Regions from separate parts of the Homo sapiens genome. Here region 1 is linked to region 2. A link is an interaction called in ENCODE POLR2A ChIA-PET data of the cell type or tissue named here. Cell type or tissue: IMR-90. All regions are shown on one strand. Each heading gives the region's core, and the rest is flanking DNA. Links, peaks and the distances in the headings are about the cores only.

The links. ChIA-PET counts read pairs that join two places held together with the same protein. Peaks named below come from ENCODE experiments on the same cell type or tissue, not always from the same donor. Only the 100,000 strongest peaks of a DNase experiment are listed, where the experiment ranks them.
Region 1: POLR2A ChIA-PET joins it to region 2 with 12 read pairs; 2 of 35 experiments call an interaction of 5 or more read pairs at or near these places.

The regions. Positions count from the first base shown.
Region 1 is chr5:125,463,191-125,474,780 of GRCh38, reverse strand. No RefSeq gene overlaps it. Among named protein-coding and RNA genes, the nearest start is that of LINC02240, 24 kb to the left of the region's middle. In IMR-90, for the core only: no CTCF peak of the experiment used is centred there; no DNase peak of the experiment used is centred there; H3K27me3 peaks cover 884 bases.
Region 2 is chr5:125,368,002-125,379,591 of GRCh38, reverse strand. No RefSeq gene overlaps it. Among named protein-coding and RNA genes, the nearest start is that of LINC02240, 120 kb to the left of the region's middle. RefSeq lists an enhancer at 4,893-6,950. In IMR-90, for the core only: no CTCF peak of the experiment used is centred there; a DNase peak (open chromatin) is centred at 6,381.

The DNA.
Region 1 (11,590 bases), core at 1,227-9,226, 96 kb before region 2:
ATCACTTCAAGAAATATTGTAAAAAGCAACTTCCGCTTCCTGATAAAGCAGGAAATGAAGAAGAGAGCAGAGGAGTTAGAAAAGACCTGGATAAATTCAAGCAGGAACCCCTCTCCAAATAGAAGTCCCACGGAACACAAATTTGTGAAACAATGAATAAAGTAAATTATTTATAATATAAAATAATTATTTATTATAAAGAATTTCTAGTAGAGTTCTCTTGAATAAAGAAGCTCCCTGATGCATTGAAAATTAATTCTCTGATTATTTAATTCTTGCTATTTCCAATTACTAAAATGAGCTACACCTGTCAAAATAGGGATGCATTATATAATGTATACAAATAAAGTTCATTTGTATATGTGCATGCTAAAATTTTATGACATGCTCCAAATTCTAACATTCTCATATTTTAATAGATTTCTGTAACTCACAGCAATATTTTAGAGTTCCTTAAATTCTGAACACTATATAAAATCAAATTGGATTAAATCAGTTTTCCTTCATAGAAGAGAACATTACTTAAACCTTTCTGATTTGTGACTTATGATTGTACTCTGTTAAATGTGATTCAAAGGTCAAGTCTAACTTAAAGCCATGGAACACAGCACAAATTCATTACTCCATTTTAATTCGTGTAGCGACACAGCTAAGATCTCATGAATGCTTGTACCTCTGACCCAGAACTGTGAAGGAAATCTATCTTTCTGATGATGCCAGATTATGCAGGCCTCCATCTATGATACTGCATAGGCCTTCAAGGAAATAAAAGCTCATAATATTCATCAAGACATCTATGAAAATACAATATTGCTGTCCTATAATGCAAACGCAGAACACACAAAAAGTACCATGGATTTCTCATAATGAAGCCATTAATATATACCTTTAACTCCATGAACTACGTAGTTTCCAAAATCAAACTAGAAAAGTAGCCATCAAACAGGATTCATAACATCATTACATAACTGTATAAAGTTTCTCAACTCAAGAGATTTTGGAGTTAATTCAGTGCAGCCCCTTATGTTACAATTAAAGTGACTGAAAACCAGAAAACTGAAATTACTTGAGATTACACAGATTGTTAGAAGCAAAGCCAGAACAAGAGCTCAGGACACCTGACTTCAGCCTGTCCACTATAGCAATAGTCAGTTGCTAAAATAATTTTATACTCTTAAGATGTTTTTAGGTATGAAAGATCAATTACACTGTGGAAAGTCAACAGGAGCTATTATCAGCCCCAAAGGAGTGAACATTAGTTTCTGGGGGCCAAAATGATCTTAATTATTAAATATTACAATGGCTTGGGCTTCCAAAGGACCACAGTATATAATCAGTTATATGGTATATGTGTGGCATCAAAGTTTCTGAGGCAGGGCCAGGGTGACAGGAGAAGGCAGGATTAGGAAGAGAATGTCTAGAAAAGCTCCCTAAGGGTGATGATTGATAATGAAAAAAAGGTGGAAAAACACTGCTTTGGACCAAGGTCCATAGTCAGGACCTTAGGGAGGTTAATAAAACAATGTCTGAATACAAGTGCTGGAGACTCAACCTCAATTTGTTTTTAGAATTAAGCCAGAAAGTTGGGATACAGAAGCATGCTTTATTCATCCAATTTTGGTGACCTGTGTTGAAGCATACTAACCCTTTTATAATATCAAAATCAGAATTTATGCAATTCATCTTTGTGTAAAAAGAGGACAAATAAATAAGAAAGAGGTTACACACTGTGTTTAGCAAGATACAGATAGGGTGCTTTGGGAATCCAGTGGGGGAAAAATGCGTAGCATAAAGGAAAACACACAAAGTTCTCAGGTTCTGAATCCTACTATGTCACTCATTAATATTTATTTGCAAGTTATTCTGAGGTTTGTCAAATCTCAATTTTCTCACCTCTAAATGTGGAATTACCTACTCTATATGGGGGATAAATTTTTCAAAATCGTGAGAGTAATAAATCTGATATATAATAAACATTAAATAAATTATAATTATTTAAATTATTATTATTATTACCTTCAGAAGCCATGAGAACTAGATTGGTTCTAGATTAATTTATTCAGTAGGCAGTTTGTTCTTGGAGACTTTCCTATCTCCTCTTTTGAAAAACTCTCCTTTTTCTCCTCACTTTCATTCTTTTTCCATTCTTGACACTCCCTACCTCTGTCTTTGGCCCCCTTGTTGTGACCTGTTTGCTGAATGGCATGCCCCCAAGTTCTGTCTGACTGAACTTTTATGACTCGGCGTAAGCATCATCCTTGCCTCGTATTTCTGCCCTCCCATCCTTAAAATGCTGGAGTAAGGTATTAATATCTCATGGCTGTGCGTCTCCTCCATAAGACCTCTAACTCTTTGAGGACAGAGATTCATTTATTTGACAAGTATTTATTGGGCATTTACTCTGCTCCAGGCACTGTTCTAACTAAGCTGTTCCCAGGCATTATTCTACAGCCATGAATAAAATGGAAACTTTCTGTCCTCATGGGATCTATATTCCAGTAGGGTAGAAAGACAGTAAGCAGGTGAATATAGAGGTGGTTAATGGTAAATGCTAATGAGAAAATAAAATAATAAAAAGAAATGTTAAGTATAAGAAGTAGTATCATTTTAGAAATGTAACCAATTGAAGTGCCATTTTTAAAAACTGGGATTTGAGAATAAGATCGGAAGGAGGTGAGGAGATGGGCCATGCAGATATGGCCTGAGAGTTGAGAGGTGCATTTTCATGGCCATGACAGGGCCAGACATGTAGGGCCACATAGATCATTTTTAGGATGTTGGATTTTATTCTGAGGGAAACAGAATCATGCCCTATGCTTCTTAATGCCACAAGTACTGGGCTCATTGCCTAAAACATATTAGGCTTTGAATAAATAATTGATAAATGAACCAATTCAGGCAGCATTACATGTGCATGCACACAATCAACTTAGATGATATACAAAGACTGGCTTTGCAATGTCCTGTTTAGGGAGGTACCAGGTGAGATAGACCTCAAAACAGAACCCATTGCAGACAATATCATTTAAAGAAATTATTATACTAAAGCACATGGCTTATACCTGTCAGCCCTGTGCCAATAGACAACAATTGCAGACCTGGTGAGGGAGTTGGGGAAAGGAATAGGCAGGAAGGATTAGGAGGAAACACAGGCATTTGGACAGTGACTAGAGTTGGTGTCAATAAATAAACAACGCAGGATGCTCAATTAGGTTTGAATTTCAGGTGAAAAATAAATAAAATTGTAGTCTAAGTATGTCACATATAACTGGGTGTTCTGTATTTTTATGTGGTAACCCTAACCCCAAAAGATACAAGTTAAATGGACCTCTGCATCAAAACTGAATTCTCAACATGGCCTGCCTGCTGTGAGCTCTAACCCAGCAGTCTGGTAGAGATGGCTCACGGGTTATGGGTAAAAATATTCAAACTTCTATGTACATTTATTTGTATTTCATTGTTCTGTATTTTTATTGCTGCATATATTTTATAATGTATATAACATAGGTATTATAGCATATATATGTATATAGTTTATGTATAATTTATTAGTAAACATTTATTAGAACTGAATAGTTAAACGTTACTGATAAAGGAGAGTAATTGAGAAAGTTGGAGGCTCCTATTCAATAGATAAGTAGCTTTGATACAAAGCTTTAACAAGTTTTATTCCTTTAACAACAACAACAAGATACTCAGAACAAGAAAATCTTTATTTGCTTGCTAAAAATGTCACTAAGCTATTTAGTTTGGGGAGTTTGTGAAATTGATCAGATGTGCTGAAATATACCTTCTCATTACAAAATAGCTGATAATTCACTAGGATAAATCACTGTGAGGTAGTCACATTCAAAAACTCATTTGATGCATTCTGCATCTTAAGGGGAAAAAATGTTTTTCTGGGCTTGATCCTTACACTTCACATGGTCAGTCATACTTTGTCGTTTGGTTCTGACAATTGCCTGTCCATCTTCAAATCTGAAAAGCAAAAGCAGAAAGAAAAGAAGCCACAAACCACCCCCACTGTGCAGAGTGGCAGCATTATAATCCCATGGAATCTAGAGACAGATGGTGGCTTATAGCAGACATCAATCTTCAATGAGAGTAAATTTAGGATAATGCCCCTCTTTGGTAATGGACATGTCTTTGCAAAGTTATTGCTGACAGCATCCTCTAACATGCTGATTTGCTAAGACAAGGTTTTTATTGCATCTAATCTTGTCGTAAGGCATGAAAAAAATGGTTGGGTACATGTTTTTCATGTATAGTTTTTACAAGAACTGCCTGCATTAGAGAGTGGCTAAATTGTTTTCCATATTTTATGGCACATTTCTAATGTTCCACCACACACAATATTGATCACTATGTCCATTAGCTTATTATGATATCCTGAAAGGAGACACTTCCTTTGGGAAAAGCCATTATTTGAAATAAGATGAAGGCTCAGACTACATAGGACAAAGTGGGATGGCATCTATTTAACAACTGCTTAATTTCATCAAGGGAAATAGTCAACCAAAAAAAAAATCATGTAAATATAAAGTATGTATTTTTTCAAATTGTCTGACCCATCCAAATCTGCTTTGTCTGTTGAGTGGCTTAGACATGTCCCAACAGCTCAAAATATCCCCAGTAAGGATGACAATAGTTTTTTGTTACAAAACCTTCTGCATTGTTATATATGTTGAACAATACTCATGGTGTTATCAGAGTTCTAATATGATCACAGGAAAAACTGGAGGGATTTTAACCTAGGAAGTTGTTAACGCAAGTTGACAAGAGCTGAAGAGACAGACAGACCTGTGGAGCACCCCAGAGATGGGCAAAAGCAAAAACTGCCTCTACCACCAAATGGTATTTCCAGAGCCACAGGCTTTCAGAAGGAGATAGTAGACCCCTTCTGAGGCTGTCTTTTGGGAGCCAGGACCATGGAGGGAAGAGTTTTCCAGTGGTCTCAGAACCAGAGGAGACCACTGTGGAGATACAGTCCCTGAAAGAGACACCACTGAAAGTGAAATAAGAACATACTGGATTCCTCTCTCTTTGTACCTTCCAGTTTTCGATAGTTCCTTCCTTTGGCAAGAAAGCCAGGTAAATGCAGTTCCCAGCAATGCAGTTCCCAGCAAAGCAGTGAATGCTGCTGGAAGCCAACAGATAAACAGATAATCTAAGCAAGATTAAAATAGCTTTCTTTCTCCAGGCTTTCTTTTAAGATGCTTCTGAGCATTGTAAACTCCTCCATCCTACACAGGAAAACATAACTTTTCCCAAACTAAGTAAACTTTGAAATCTTTGCCAGTGAGGGTAAGGGTTGAGGTGGAGGTTGAGGGGTTAGAGGAAAATGTTTCTTAGAACATGTTTTGAAAAATGCTACAAGATGTGTATTTAGTCTCTTCATGCATTTACTTCAGAAAATGTAAGTGAATGGGAAAATGATGGTTCCCTCATTGTATTCTGCACCTACTGTACATGAGAAGCTATGCAACGTGCTTTGTACATGTCATTTCATCTTTGGGGTGGCCCAAAAGGAGAATTCATGTCTCTGTGGAGATATAAGCAATGCTGTCTTTATTCACCTCTGAAAACACCAAATCGTGTCTTCCCTGTAGGGGGTCCTTTTGTATCTGCTGCTGAGACAGGTGGACAGTGCTAGGTTCTTCTTTGACAAGAATGCATAGACAACTCGAATTATGTTAAGCCTCTGGTCTGGAAACTTAATAGTGCATGAGTCACTGTACCATATCAGGCCTTGGGTCCAATCAATTATTTTGTCTCTGATGATAACAGAGATGGTTCATGAACTGTCATGTTTGTTCTCTAATAAATTTCTTAAATACTTTTAAGGTTGTACTCCAACTCATAAAACACTTACTGGGTGCTTACTAGATGATAGGCACTGGTGTGAGCATTCTACCTTTATTAATTAATACTTGCTATAAACCTGAGAATTGGCCTTATTATTATTTTCACTTTATGATTGGGAAAATAGAGGCAAAGAGTATTTATATAACTTGTCTAAATGCATCGAGCTATAATTGGTAGAGCTGGAGTAGGATCCCATGTCCTAAGGATTATAATATTAGACTTCTCAATATCTCATGGTGACCCTTTAAGGATTTGTGGCACATAATTCTAACTAACTGATTCTTTGTATAAGCAGTTCCCTAATGAAGAATGTGATCATTTCTTGTGAAGAAAGGCAAGATGAGTCATATTAAATTTGTACATGTCAAGATACTGAGTAGGTGAGGGTTTTTAATATGCTCTTTTGAGCAAAAGGACTTAGATACGCTTTTTACTGGTTTATAATTTGGCCATGAGTATTTTTGGCATTCAACATTAGTTAAGCAAAATTTTGCTTAAGCAAGATAAAGCAGCGGAAACAATAAGATTAGGATTTCTGTTTCTGAGAATATAAAACTCTAGAGGAAGGACTGGTGAAGATCTACTCCGATAGAAAGGAGCAGGAACTGAGTATTGTAAAAACCCTGAACCCTGGTCAAATTATGGAACCACAGAAGTATTTGCTCAGATTATATTTGAGCCCTGACCCAGCATCCTTGTCTTCTCTTATTGAAAGAACCAATTAGTGATGTGGACCAGACTGGAGAAATTAGGGGCTAACAAAGATTATAACACAGACTCTAATGCCAGCCACCTCCACCATGAAGAATGCCAGGACAAGGAGTCTATCCTGTTTTAGGACAAGGGATGGAGAATGAGCCAGTTTTTTTCATTTTCATCCATCTACTTCTCTGTTCATTACAACCAACTTATAAGTCACCTTTTCAAAAAATAAATAAAATTTCATGAACAGGTTAGGATAGTTCTAGCTCTTATCCTAATTCCTCAAGCTAACTTGGAAATTTATTGAATTTACCTATATGTACAAATTTTGCTACTTCCAAGAATTCCATACTTCTGTACTATTCATTGCAGTGGGAGGCCTTCATATTTTCCTAAAACTGCTACATCCAAGTCATTTCTAAGCATACGTTGCCTCTACTCATTTTATGACCTTTTGTGATTTTCTTACGGATTACATATTTTATCATAGAAGTTACAGTAAATAGATTTACATAATAGACTTAACACATTTACCCATTTAATCCAGAGATTGTCAGTTACGTTGTTTTGCTAAGCAGCCTCATTTTCCCCAAGGCGAAAGGTAAAGTCACTCTAAAGGGGTCACACAGGCTGATTGCCATGTTTATTTGCAATTCATCCCTGCTGAGTCCTGACTCAGGTCTCTCCAGACCAATGGCTATAGTAACAGAAATCAGGTTTTTATTACCTAATTGGTGAACAATGGCATTTTCCTGGGCAAGCCTGAATGCTCTGATTGTGTGCCACACTGCTACTCCCTTCTGAAGGCAGAGCCTAACACTAGTACTTCCTCCAGCAGGCACCACCATGCATTGTCCTTGGGCAACAGTTCCCCTCCTCCTATTTGTTTGGGCTGAACTGAACTAGCATCAGAGAGGTAATCTGGCTGGAGAACTTGGTCAACAGGTAAATTTTCTTCTGGAGAGTGAAGAACTGTCCCAGTACAATTCTTTCTTGGTATGTTTGAATGTGAAACACAAAGAAGAAGGGATCTGATGATAGGGTAGAGCGGAATGGAAAATGAATGAGAAGCAGATAGAAAGTAGTAAGTAGAAGACATGAGAAAATAGCAATGAGGGAGTAAATGCCACGAGGTGGAGAGTGAAAGTCATAGCAACTAACACAGTAGGAGCAGGATAGAAAAAGCCAAGAGACACAGACCAGAGAAGCTGTCTCAGAAGAACATCTTCTTCTGACGCTTACTGGGACACTGGAGCTAGAGTATTCTAACTCATGTTCCAAGGCTCCCCCAAACCTGTTATGCACCAGCTAGGCCATTTTCTGTCCCTTCTTACTTCAGTGTGTATCCCGTGTCATCTACAAAACCCCTGTCCTCCTTGGTGCTGCTTCTGATCTGAAAGAGGCCAGCACAGACGTTGTTATCTGGGATTAAGAGTACCCATACACACTCCTCACTTTTTCAATAATTTAATGCAGATTTTTCTTTCTCTTGACCCCAAGGTAAAAATATGTGTTAGCATACAAAAAACCAAATCCTTTAGTGCAGAGCAACATCGCTTTGAAATACAGAACAGTCACTAATCACATAGAAATGTATTCCCAAGGTCCTAAAAGCTTAGCTTTTATTTCATTGTATAATTTGTGTTATTCTCTGAAATTTCTGCAATGCATAGTATAATACAATTATTTGTCCCACTTTTATCCTGACAACAAATTAGACATCAGTAACTACTCGAGGCTTCCATAGCATCCAGGATTTCTTTTTGCTAATGTATATTTGCAATTATTCTGTTAATATGCATTACTGCTGCAAAACTCTATAAAGACAAGGAACCAAGTTTTCTGGCTTATTACTGCACACTCCATGTCTGGCACAGAGTAGGCATTCAATGACTACTTGTCAATTGAAAAATAAATAAAGGAATAACTGTCATTCTGATATTTACAGGCCCTGATTCATCATAGGGTTTTGTGATTTTTATTTGCAGGTCTTGGTTTATCATCTCTGTTAGGGTTCCAGTGGACTGTGGATTTATTGAAGTTCATCAAAGAATTCAAAGACAAACTGGCATGGAGTAATGGGCACTGCTTCAATGTTTAAGTTTCTTGTTGGTGAAAATATTGGCCATAGCCTTTAGCCTTGCCTAATGATCCAGAGGAATTTTCAAATGAAGTAATTTTTTTTTTGCTCCATTTTTCTAATTCTCTGCTACTTGAGCTGCTTGCAGTCACACCTGATAAGCTGCACTGTCCCTGTTATATTTTGAGTTTTGGCATTTAAATTACTCAGCTGGCTGCTCTCTCCTGACTGCTAGTTTCACTGAAGTCTTCGGTCCTAGTTTCTAGCCTGCCCATTCTTGTAGAAACCTTGCAAATTCTGGTGTATTTATAGTCACGATTTCCTAAGTGTATTTCAGAGAACAATAACTCTGAGAAATGTAAATAGTTGTTATTAAGGATCTGTGATAAAGTGAGTGTGAAAAAAGATGATTTGAATAAGCCACAGGATTTTTAGTAAGACAATTTTCCCAACTTGTTTGTTCTTTTCTGTCTTGCAGCTTATTTTTGAAGCATAGCTGGAGAAGCACTACCTTATGGCATCTGTGATACAGTCTAGCATATTATTTGTTAATATAAACATTTTAATGAACTATAATAAATCCACAGAAAGCTGTAGCATCATGAGTGTGCAGCTCAATTGATTTTCATAAAGTGAACATCCTTGTGTAACCACCATCCAAATCAAGGAAAAAACACCAATAAAACATCAGAAGCTTCTTCTTATCCTTTTCTCCAGACACTACCCCATACAGGGAACAACTACCCTAATTTCTAACACAGAAGACAGAGGTTATTTTCAACTGTTTCTTAGCTTGGCATGAATGGACTAATGTAGCATGTACTCTTTGTGTCTAGCTCCTTTGATCTATGTTATGCTTTCGAAATTCCTCCATATTATTACATGTAGCAGAAACTTCTTTTACATGGCTGCATAGTATTTCATTGTATGACTATAACATGGTTTATATATCCATTCTGTTTATAGACTTTTGGGTTATTTTTAGTTTAGGGCTAATACAAACAAAGCTACCATAAAGTTTATTGTATCTGCATTTTGTTGTACACGTGTACTCATTTTTGTTGGGTGTATACCTTGAAGTAGAATTGCTGAGTCATGGGGTATGACTAGGTTCAGATACGTTTCCAAAAAAAGGTATAAGAATGCCAGTTGCTCTGCATACTTGTCAACATTTGGCATTGTCAATCTTTTCAACTTTATCCATTCTAAAAGCTCCCCCTAGATAGCCGATGCTTATCTATTATAGGGAGAGCTTTGTGTGTGTTTGTGAACTACCTGTTCGGGTCTTATCTCAGTTTTTAATTGTATTTTCTGCATTTTCTTTATTGATTTATAGGAGTTATATATGTACTCTTGGCTATGAGTCTGTTGTCAATTACATGTACTACAAATATATTTTCCCATTTTATATATTGCATTTCATTTGTTGATGATATCTTTGATAGTTTGACATTTGTTGATAGCTCTTATATTTAAGGAAGTATAATTCATCTATTAGTATTTAAGGAAGTATAATTCATCTATTAGTCCAGCCTCCTTTGACCTGATTGGTAGTCATATACTATGGCCCTCTCATCTTTATAAAACAGTTCTTAACACATAGTTTCTTTCCTGGACTTAATCAATAATTTGCAGTCCATTATTTATAAAATTTAGAATTTTCCCCCCAGATGCATTACTTCATCCTTGCTCACTTCAAAGCCCTAATGCCTTTTATTAGAATCCTCTCATAACCTTGCTATATATTCTCATAATTTGTCTTGTATGATAAAAAATATTCACTGCTCAGATAATTTCATAAAAACGTGATAATTTCTTTTGGTGGTCTCTCATTCTTGACAGTTACAAATATCATAAATATAATTTACTCTGGCACTCCTTGGGGGGCCACATTTTCCCCCTTCATTCAGAATGATTTATTTATTTAACTATTCAACAAACACTTATGGAGTGACTCCTGTAGGTTGAGCCCTATGAAGGATATCATTACATAATGATAAACAAAATTGGGCACAACACTGCCCCTCATGGAGTTTATAGTCTAGAGGGAAAGATAAACATTACATCAACAATTAGACACGTTTATGTAAAGTTGTAATTGTGTTCAGTATTACAAAGGAAAGGTGCCACGGTCTAGGGATGAGACTTTTCCAGGGAGATGTGTCAAGGGCTTCATTCATCCTTGTGGATCAGGCACAGAAGTGCTGACAAAATATTGATGAATGATTACTGGGAGCTTGGGGATAAGAGGAATGACTGCAAGCCAGTGGTTGTACTGGATGACAGCCATGGTAGGTGTCTTGGGGTCTGCTTAAGTGAGAAAACACGGTAGCAGCAGACAGCCCAAGAAAATCAAAGCATGTGTTATCTTTGGAATGTTTTGCAAGTTGCTGATCCTCATTCTGTGGAGTAAAGGTTCATTTTGAAAGACTCTTGTTCTAAAACATGTATTATAATCTTTTCCAATTGCTTGGATAAAAAGTGTTTCATGAATATTTCAAGAGGTATTTTTCCTGTCTAGGAAATGCTGGCAGAAAGCCTGGTTCCCTTGTCATTCTGCCCACTTCTCCTATAGGGCTTTTTCTTTTTAAATCAATTGTGTGTGTGTGTGTGTGTGTGTGTGTGTAGACATTTTCAGAAATAACCTAATTTGTTATGTATCTCCTTAGGTGACAACAGCTCTTCAATATACTTAATCTAAGAGAAGCCACCTAATTCTTTGCATACAGGAACGCCTGTAGAGAGAAATCTGCCCATATTTTGCCAATATATTTTTATTTTTTAAATCTGCATTGTCAGTGGACAAATTATGCAGTATTGGCAATGGATTGCAGAGCATTCTCCATTTTTAATATGGTGATTTTGATAATCTCCTTTTACTCAACTTTTTTAACTGCCTTATGTCATATAGGTATGTCATTTATTTTAAATGACTAATTATGA
Region 2 (11,590 bases), core at 1,775-9,774:
TTTTTTGGAGATGTGCCTATTCAAATCCTTTTCTCCACTTTTAATTGGGATATTTGTCTTTTTATTGTCAAAGTGGAAGAGTTCTTTATATAGTCTGGTTACTATACCCTTATCAGATATATGTGTTGCAAATATTTTCCCATTCTCTGTGTTTTTTTCACTATTTTGATGGTGTCCTTTAAAGAACAAAAATGTTTAATTGTGATGAAGTCCAATTTTTATCTCTTATTTCTTTTGTTGCTTGTATTTCAGATGTCTCATCTGAAAAAACTGTTACCTAATCCAAGTCACAAAATTTTTCTCTAAGCATTTTAGAGTTTTGCTCTTATGCTTAGGTCTTTGATACATTGTGAGTAATGTTTTATATATGGTGTGTGGTAGGGGTCCAACTTCAATCTTTTGTATGTGGATTTTCATATATTTAGCACCTATGAAACAACGTATAGGATTTACTTTAAAATAACCCATAATGGGTTATAAATAATGGGGGCGGAGGAGTGAGTAAATATGTAAGTTTAAAAAGATTGGCCATGTTTTGGTAATTGTTGAAACTGGATGATATATGCACAGAGGTTCATTACACTATTCTAATTTTTATATATTTGACACTTTAAATATATAAAAATAAAAAAATAAAAAGTTGAACAATCAGGTACAACATCACTATTTTACAGCTTTGGAATAAGAATGTAAATGACTCGGGTTTACTTTTCCCATGTAGAAATGCTTTCTCAGTATATCTCAGAATATGTATATGTTTTTCCACTCCTAAATTGTGAAAAACAAATAGTCGAAAAAATCAGGAAAACAGGAGACAAGCATTTCAATGCTCCTACAAGATTTGGAGCTTGACAATCAACATAAGGACTGTATGATTAGAAGAAATCACTGATGTCAAGTTGAAAGCAAGAGCCGGGAATGCTGACATGGGAGTCAAGGGTTAAGGCTGACATTTTCATGAATAGGAGAAGAGCACATAAGAGAGAAGTAGTTCTCATCTAGCCACTCTTACTTGTAGTTGGATGTGTTCTTGGCTCTGACTGCTGCAAACAGTGAGTCATTTTCACAAATAATATAAATATTAATGAGCTTATTCACATAATATACTTTATACCAATCCTATCAATGGTGGTCCAAGAAATAAGCTTTAGAACCAAAATAAGTCCTTAAACTGGTAATTTTGATATACCATTCTATGTGTTGCTATTAGCCTTGCTAGAAGATCTAAATGTTATGTTATTTGAATGCTAGTTAATCATATTCTCTGGCATTCCCCAGAAATAGGGTAAGTGCTATGGTAGAGTTTCTTGTAAATACTTAAACAGAAAAAACATGCAAATAGAAAAAGATGTTATTGTGGAATATTACAACAGGAATTCAGAAATTGATCTAAAATCTCTATTAACAAAAGCAGTATTAATTTAAGTGACAATATCCAAATCAATGTCAAGCAAACAAAATGTTTGCATTATTAAAAAAATGAGATTCATGAAGCAACATATATCCTAATGCATAATGTTAAGAAGCTTGTGGACATATTCTTAACAAATTTGATCAGCGTCTTTGAAAAATACATGAAACTTTTCTGGACTGGAATATTTGTGAAAACTGACAATGGAAAAATGAAAAAAAGACCAAGACTATAAGTAGGCAATTAATGCTTTGTGAGTTTTAAAATTTCATCTTAAATATAACTTCTAATTATTAAATATATGTGGCATTTCAATTATTTAACTGGCTTTTGTCACTTATTTCATATAAATGTCATTTTCTTTAATGTTTTATTATCCAATTTCCATACCAGGTGGAGATCATTTTTATATGTTACTGAAAGATACAATGCTGTGAAAATCATGCTTTTATTATTATATTTTACATAAAACCTCTTAAATTTTTATATAAAAATGGTTCATAGTTTATCGTTACCACTCATGAACACAGGAAAAGTATTATGAAAAATGGAAAAAAACATATTATTTCAGGGCTGTCTTAGAATTTCCAGGAATTTCTATTTCTAGTTCCAGAATCCTGAAGATTATGATGTCAGGAATTTGGAAATACTACCTAAATTCTACTTAGAGACTGAAAAGTTATTGGATGAAGACTAGCAGCCTGGAAGAGGTAGGCTGCTGTGCTCCAGAAGGCAGTGGCCTGAGCTAGGAAGCTTTTAAAAATTACAAGTAATCATTCAGACTTAGTTAATGGAACTATTCCTCAGAGACAGCCAGAAACTCAGCAGGGAAGGAGACTTGGTAAAGAGCAGACATCCTGTATTCTGTGGAATCGGTGCTGAAAACACTATTTGATCATTATGGGGAAAGATGACTCCTAAAAGAACAGTTGGGGACATCTGATTTGGAAAGCATTTAAGTCCCAAAAGGAAGAATTACATGAACCCTGGCCATTCACCCTGCAAGACAGAAGGGGTAACTCAATCACTATTGTATAGGGAGTGTCAAGCTGTTCTTGACTACCATGGACAATCTCATAGAAGGAAATAGAAACAGTTGCAAGTGGACACAAGAAACAACTAAGTATCACTATGATGTTAACTGTTTAAGAAAGGTTGAAAATTACTGGTTCTGAATGGTAAAATTCATCTGAAGTACAAAGGTTGAGATCCTTGTGTCCTTCCAAAGTTATTTTTCTACAGATCTTAAGCACAAGTTAAAGTTTTATTTACTTCAGGCAACTACAAGCATCTATTAAGTTTTTTTCCCTGTGCCATGATCAAATATTAAATAAATCCATACAGTGAAACACAGATCATCTTGCAATCTAAATCAAAACAAATATTGAATTTAGTTGGGTATATTTCTCTTCTCATTCCTTTTTTTTTTTTTTCCTTTTTTTTTTTTTTTTTTTTTTTTGTGAGATAGAGGCTCGCTCTTGTTGCCCAGGCTGGAATGCAATGGCACAATCTCGGCTCACTGCTGCAACCTCTGTCTCCCGGGTTCAAGCTATTCTCCTGCCTCAGCCTCCCAAGTAGCTGGGAATTGCAGGCGCATGCCACCATACCTGGCTAATTTTTTTATATTTTTGGTAGAGATGGGGTTTCACCATGTTAGCCAGGCTGGTCTGGAACTCCTGACCTCAAGTGATCCACCTGCCTTAGTCTCCCGCAGTTCTGGGATTACAGGCGTGAGCCACTGCGCCCGGCCTCTCTTCTCATTCTTAGGGCATTAGTGGTAGAGGCTTGGGGGAGGGATAGTGTATGTGCGCACGTTAGTTTGAATGTGAGTGTGTGTGTGTTTGCGTGGGTAGGCAACGTATGAAGTAGGAAAGAGGTGATGTTACATGTTTATGTTAGTCGCACACTGTTAGATAAATTCTTGCTGATGAACATGAAGCAATACTTAAGAACATGAAAGATTTATTGCACCTTTCAAGAGAGGGCAGTTCTTTCTCTATTAGCCAAGATAATGAGGCTCAGTGCCTGTTTCACGGATGCAGCTGACTTTTTGCAAATTGAAAACAAACATGGACAAGCTTTTTGGTTTTCAAATGATTTTCAGAGTCAAAAGAGAATGCTGTACCCACAAATTTGCTTACTTGAAATAGAAAAACATTTCCATTTATTTTTCACATGAAAAGTTTTGACAGTTGAATTGAGGTGAACTGACTTTGGCAATTTTTCTGTTTGGCTTTTAATACTTACTGCTCTTTTAAAGAGAAACTTAAAGATCATTTAAGTGTATTATACTATTTTGAAATTGTATAGCATTTAACTAAAAACCTGAAAGCAATAATGCTTTTCAAGAATGGAAAAGAGGCATAATAGTCCATTAGAAGTGGGTTATTTGTATCATTAAGGAGAATTGTTATATGCTTTTGAATGAGAAAACACACTGAAGAAACAGAACTTGATGGTGAATGAACATTTGGTTAATAGTTATGCAGCATACATTCAAGAAGAAATAAAGATATATGTATGCGACTAATAGACAAAAGAATTTGAAACATAAGTTGCATATACCATTAAGGTACAATTATTCATGGAAAACCCATAAGAAGATTTTGTATCCACTTATATCATCATGTTAATACCCATTTTTCAAAGCTATCAATTTTGAAATATAATATGCTGTTTCCTCTGGTATTAAAAAGTTAAATAGCTGCCACTGAAGGATTTATACACTTGCCAGATGCTGCACAATTCTTCAGTCAAAACATAAGTATCTCAATCACAAACCATATGTACTTCCTCTTCTGTACTATGAACTGCAAATTCATCTTCATCCTCAACCAACCATGAGACTTGAAACACAGCCTGCCAATTAAATGGAAATGTACAGAATTGTACCGGGTTGCAGAGTGCTTGCAGTTAGGTGTGGTGTACCTAACATCCTTTTAGACACATACACATGAATGATACTTGCTGTCTTCATTTCTGTCTCCTAATTGTTGAATTAAAGCAACAACCAAAATTCTCAAAAACTAGTTTTAAATATGAAACAAAAGGAAGGCCTAAAGAAATCCATACAGGTGAAACCATCTCATATGGGGGAGATTACAGGTTTTTATTTCCTAGATTGAAAAATGAACATATCACTTACACTAAAACCCTCAGTAGGCACTTTCTAGGAGCAGAGAAAAATATTTTTCTTTTGATAGTCTCAAAAAGAAAATCACTAAATTAGCTTATTATCTCAATCTTTTTCAGTATTATCTTAAAAGCCCTGAAGGAGAGAATCTCTCTCTCTCCTTCCTCTCTCTCTCTCTCTCTCTCTCTCTCACACACACACCCACACACACAAATACTATGCATACACAATCAAATAGGATGATCAAAGGCAGCACAGTTCTGCATTGTAAAATTAAGAATTTTTTTCTGACATTTATTTGTCCCCTAGATTTGAGTGTTACCAAGAGACCATCTTGTCCAGATTAATTTTTGCTTAGCAGGTTCCAAATTTTATCATGTGTTCTCATGTTTCACAGCATCTGAACACTAAGCCTCTAGAAATTCTCTTTCAGCCTCTAATTTGTGACTTCTAATCTGCTGCAGTTTGGGAAATCAAATAATGCATCTTGCTATAATTGTATCCAATATCAGATAAAAGGGAACATGCCTGGAATGGGGGCCTAGAGGGGCCTCAGGTGACCTTCTGATGAACTTGATAATAGTTCTTCATATAGCCCTGGAAAATCACTTAAACTCTCTGAATTTCAGTTTTTTTCTTCTGTAAAATATGGAGCTGGACTCAGTGGTCTTTAAGCTCCTTTAATAGCTCTGGGACTTGTTTTGGTTCTCAATGGCAATATTTTTGTTGTTATTTTATGATTCTTGTTTCTTTTCTTAGCTTGCTGAATAAGAGACCTTTTGAAGTGTTACTGTGTTTTATTCTCGCAATTATTAATGGCAAGGTCTTTTCTAAGAATCCAAGTAGAAAATGATACTCAGTAGATAGGTCATATAAACTTTTCTGTTGTGGCATTTTAAAACATTCTATAGGTGTCAATGTACAGATTTACAATAATGTATTTGTATCATCCCATCGAGTCACATTATATCATTAATAAATGTTTGATGTTTGGATGAGTGAATGAACATGTAACAGGTCAGGTAGTATCACGCATCAATCAGAGAATGGGATTTAAATTTTAATGATTTTTCCATCATTCTTCATTTGTTTTTTATTTTATTTCTTTGGTTGTTTAGTTTACAAAAAAGGATCTGTCTCTTCCAAATTTATATGTAAATAGTATTTTTCAATCTATATGGACACAGAATAATTATTTTGATAGAAGTGATTCTTCACTAATATATTTGTTATTTGGCTTTCCTGAATCTCCTGTAACTAATATTGTAACTGAAATAAGCCATTCTGATATATACATATATATGTATATGAATGAGGAAATGACTAGCGATGATTGGTGGTTTATTAAAAGGATTTTTTTTTATTAACTAGCTGTGTGCAGTGAACCTAATTTCTTTCTTTTTACAACTTCCCTTCTATTACAAGCTGTTAAGCTCAGAGCCTAGATCAGCTAAACAGCAGACTCAGTAACAGTAAATGAAGTGCTGTGAGTTTACATCAGACTAATTAGTCTAAGGGATTAAAAAAAAGGGGGTGGGGGTGGGGGAAGGGCTTGGGAGGACTTTTCAGGTTGCTTTGTGAAAGGCAGTTTGCTTAATTAAGCCAACCACTAATTGTTAAATATTTTTTAGGCATTAACAGAGCTACTCTGAGTGTAATTAAATTTTGATTTTAGTGGTATTTGCCAGGATTAAAGTCACAATCTGCTGAGGCACTGGGGTTAGTTAATATTCACTTCACTGCCACAGCTGTCCTCCATTACAATACAAAGGACAGGAAAAGAGACAGCAGAGTGGGGGTGAAGTCATGAGAAAGCTATTCATTCATCTGAACCAGCTCTGTACTCCACAGCCTTGTGCAAATGGGTCTGAGCTGGATGACACACCACCAGGCATTAAATCCAATTTAATTTGATACAATGAAGGGATATCTAAGCCCTGCACGTTTTTTATTTTTATACATGAGACTACGGAATGTATTTAAAAAGTCATCATGTGATTATCATATGTTTCCATCCAAGTAATATTTCTGGATTTATTAGCTCTGTAGGAGTCCACCAGGATTGTAAACCAATTCGTGCTAGGCCATTATTTGTAGCAGCTGAGCATGAATGAGGGCTGTGGAGGGTGGTGGTGACTTTAAATCCCTGGTAAAATCTAACCTGGCATGATCAATGTTTTGAGGTTTTTTTGGTGTGGTTTTTTTTTTTTTTTTTTTGGACCAAGACTGCCAAAAAGAAAAACCAATGGGGTTATATGCGCTTGAGATGGTTGAAGCTCAGCATTCTTCCCATGATTGACAAGGAACATTTCCACTGCTGACTCGTAACATTGCTGGCGATTCCTGTGTTTTTTGGTCATTTTAATATTTTAATTAAATAGCTTTAAGCAATGCCTCGCAGTTATTCCATACTCTGGGTAAGCATAAGAAATCATTTTGTCCTCTGTTCCACTCCCCCCACTCCACAAAATAAGCTAATCAAGAAAGTGTTCAATTATTACACTGGCTATTAATAGTAGAACTTTCAGAATAATCTACAATGTAGGGTCCCTGCATCCACACAGAGGCCATCTGTGGTATTAGGCTCACCATATATACAAAACACCAGCCTTGGAACTAGCTTTCCAATACAAGTTAGGACTGGATGTATTAAGTGTGAGGGATCAAGTTGCTTATGTCTTATTTAGGCAAAAAAAAACTTTATTTAAAAAAAAGTCACCAAGAACTGGTGTTTACCTTGACATTAGAATAAAGAGAATGAAAATGAAAAATAAAAAGGGAGAGAAAGCGCTGGGCACAGTGGCTCATACCTGTAATCCCAGCACTTTGGGAGGCCGAGGTGGGTGGACCACGAGGTCAAGAGATTGAGGCCACCCTGGCCAATAAGGTGAAACCCCGTCTCTACTAAAAATACAAAAAAATTAGCCGGGCAAGGTGGCGGACGCCTGTAGTCCCAGCTACTCAGGAGGCTGAGGCAGGAGACTCACTTGAACCTGGGAGGCGGAGGTTGCAGTGAGCCAAGATTCTGCCACTGCACTCCAGCCTGGTGACAGAGTGAGACTCCGTCTCAAAAAAAAAAAAAAATAGAAAAAAAAAAAAAAAAGAGGGAGAAAAAGGAAGAAAAAAGGAACTGAAAGGAAAAGAAAGAGAAGACAAAAGAAATAAAGAAAACAGATCAATCTAGCAAACTTTCATCTCAAGGGAATTTGAAGTCAGCATTTCTATTCATAATCAAACAAGTTCAAAGACCAACTCGTTTGTATTAGTCATATCTTCTGTAATCTCATTGAATTATTTTATAGTGAACCCTACATTTGAGTTTGTGCTTTAATAAAAATTACTGTCTGACTGTTTCTGCAGGCAAAGTGAAGTGGAGAGATGAGTGGATTATATAGGGCAAACACCTTGAATTTCAATTAATATTAGCATAATTTAATTCTAGTGTTAAGATGACCTTGGCCCAAAGGACTGGGTGATTTTTTTAAGGGGCTTTTATTTTCACATGAAGCCCCCACTCAGCAACTGCAAAACAATTTCTATAGGATAGGTCAAAGCTTCCTACTGAAAAGAACACTATGTAGTACTTTAGGAAGAAATTTAACTGAAAGCAACAAGCATTAACCATACAATCCAAATATGCTGTGTAAATATCTCACAATGCCTCAATCTCTTGGGTCTGTAAATGACTAGAGGTGACAGAACATTCTTCTCCCTACATTAGTAATGCCTCTGCTGTGTGACACTTTCTTCTACCTGCTGACATAGAAAACTCTCCTGGTGCCTTAGATGGCCATGTGGTGGTCATTTCTTACTCCCCTCCTTTTACTTTCTTAGATGGCTGCAGAGTTTTCATTTAAAACTTTTAATCTTAGCAAAGGAAATAGCTCTTTATTTCCTATACTGCAGTTACATTAATAAATGAATTAATTAAACAAACAAAAAACAAAACCACTCCCAAGCAGGGCATTTTTCTCTTTTGCCATCTTCTTGTTACTAGTCTCATGGGCTAATCACCACCCCCAGTCCCAAGGGAAACTGCAATTTTCTAGTTATTTGTATTTCAGATCTGGAAGCCCTTCTCTTTACCACCCTTTGGCTGGGGAGCAGGAACAGACATTCTTCTTTGCTTCAGGGTACTTTACCCTCAATATATTATCCAAATAAAAATCTAAGCAAGAGAGACAAAATCCAATGATTTCCATGTATAATAATAATATTCACTATTACCATCCCTTAGATGCAAAGATAAAGCCTCTGATTCACCATCTAAAAGGGGCACATGCTTTTATTCTCAAGAGACAGAAGCCTAGATGTGTTATGCTAATCAGACCACAGTCCTCTTTGTTGGTTCCTTGCAAAGAACAACTGTGGACAATTTTAGGATGGCTTTTCATGAATGGGGTGTCCCATTACCATGAAAAACACCAAAGCTAGCTAGCTACCCACACAGCATAGATAGTAGCCATCTCTATGCTTAAACTAAAGAATCATGCTTCAATAAACTGAGCTACTTATTCACAGACAGGGTTGAATTGACTCTGGTTCACACTGTCCAAATTCATGAAGGAAAATTTCCATTTGCCTATGGAAATACAAACCTGTCTGATTTATAATTTGCAGTTGCCATCATGATATAATATAAGCTTACAAAGTAGAGTTTGCTTGATATTCCAGATCTCTTCCAACCAAACCGATACATTAATGTTTCACTCTTTGCTGGAGTTTACTTTAAAAGCCTCCCTTTCCCTTCAACATTATCAATCTTTCCTACTCATCTCTGTTTAATAGGTTTAAGAACAACTTGGGCAATATTTGGATTACTATTACATTTCTTTTTAAATTATTCAGTTCATGCTCCAAGTGGAAAATCGGTAGTGTCTTTGTAAATTTATATTCATTTGATCCTTAAAGTTCTGTAACACAATAAACTTGGAACTAGGAAGTAACATTATTCTGTTGGCATGTATGATTTGTTAGGTGATCTAAGCCTATTTTGGAAGCATTTTGCAAAGCTTCAGTTAAAGGTTTTCATAACAAGTATATAATGTACTAAAATTTAGGCCAAAATTGTGCAGGGAGTTCTTAACAGGGTATGAAGCTAAAGCTAAATCAGATTTCTTGTTGTTTTAATCATACTTACAGAGTTTTCTCTGTATATCCCAACAGGAAAAATTACCTCATTGTGATAGTAACAAATGATATTTGTTATTTCCCGTTTTGCATCTGAAGAGGGGGTGGGGGTGGCCAACATCATGTCATGACCTGTGCCAGCCGTGTTGTACATTTCTCCTGCTTTTTGTGAGATACAAATATTTATATCATGCAAAGGCTTTGCTTTTCTACTCAGAATTCTGTGCTTAGAAGACCACAGACATTAAGTGATAATAAACAGCACAGTTTGAGTCCTGTGGCCACTCTGGATGATCAAGTTGAGTTGGACTGCAAGAAAGCAAGTGCTTGTTTAACACATGTATGATATAATTAAGGAAAGACTCTAGGGAAATTATCCAAAGCACATAAGAATCAAATAGACTCACTTTAACAAATATAAAAACTCTGTTCACATAAAAGCTTTCTGTGGCTTTGTAAGGGCTCATATTGGAAAAAAATGGGGGAGAGGAATAGATATTATAATTCATTCTGAAACTATATAACATAAGTAAATGAACAATAAAAGTGATAAATTGGGCAATAAAAAATTATAGAAATAATGCTGTCACATACCAGGTATTCGTTAAATTGACTTCTCAATGTAATTACTTTAACATTTCTACTTCTGATTCAGTACAGATTTTTGGATCATTAAGTACGATAGTAAATATTATACATTTTTCAGGAAAATAATTTATGGCCTAACAAATTTTCCAACAGAAAATCCCAAAGTCGGACAACCAGACTAGCATTTTTTGTAGTCAATTTTTGGACTTAATTCTTCAAAACAGTTTCAACAAATCGGTATTGCACACCTGCTATGCACTAAATATAGTGTGGTAAACTAGCACATAATAGACATATGGCAATTGTTTCAGGTACTCCTGTATTTCCAGGGGATTTTGTGGATATACTTTATACTTTATATAATATACACTCTATGCATGATATAATAATTTCTTTGGGTATGACGTTTTTATTCCCAACTGTGATGGCACCATCACTGCCTCTAAGGAATGCACAATTTAAAAAGAAAACCATATATACAACTAAATATCGACAAAGTACTGTAAAAAGACAGATGATTCCACTGGGTGACTATAGTCAATAATAACTAAAAGAGTGTAATTGGATTGTTTGTAATACAAAGGATAAATGCTTGAGGGGATAGATGCCCCATTCTCCATGATGTGCTTATTTCACATTGCATGACTGTATCAAAATATTTCATGTACCCCATAAATATATACATCTACTATGTACCCACAAAAATTAAAAATATTAAAAGAAAAAAAGAAAACACATGATCAATTCTTCCTGAAAAAGGTTAAAAAAAAAAAAGGTTTTAAGAAGATGATGTTTGATTTAGATCTTCAGACTATAGGAATTCACCAGACAGAGAGGTGAATGAAGAACCTTCAAGCCTGGAAACAGCATAAGGCAGACAGGCAGAAGCACGTGGCATCTACGCTCAATGACGGAGCCTTCCTACTCCAACAGAGGCTTGAGTGGAGGCATTGGCATCGCCTGGGAGCTTGCTAGAAATGCAGAATCTCAAGCTCCATCCTTGGACTTCTGAATCAGAATCTACATTTTAACGATATTTCTAGGTGATTTGTATGCCCACTTGAGATGAAAACACACCAGTTTAGAGGGCTTTCGTTGTTGGAGTGTTGGAAGTCCATGCAGCTGGAAAAGGTGGACAGAAACTAGATAAGGACACAACAAGACTACAATATTTAGAAGCCTGAAGTTCATCCCATAGCCATGGGTAAACCACCCAAAGTTTTGTGAAGAGCAGAATAATATTACAAAAATCAATGTTTTAGGATGCTAATGCTTTTAGAAAACAGTGAAGAAGAAAACTACCTAGGGTATTTTTGTAACAATTTAGA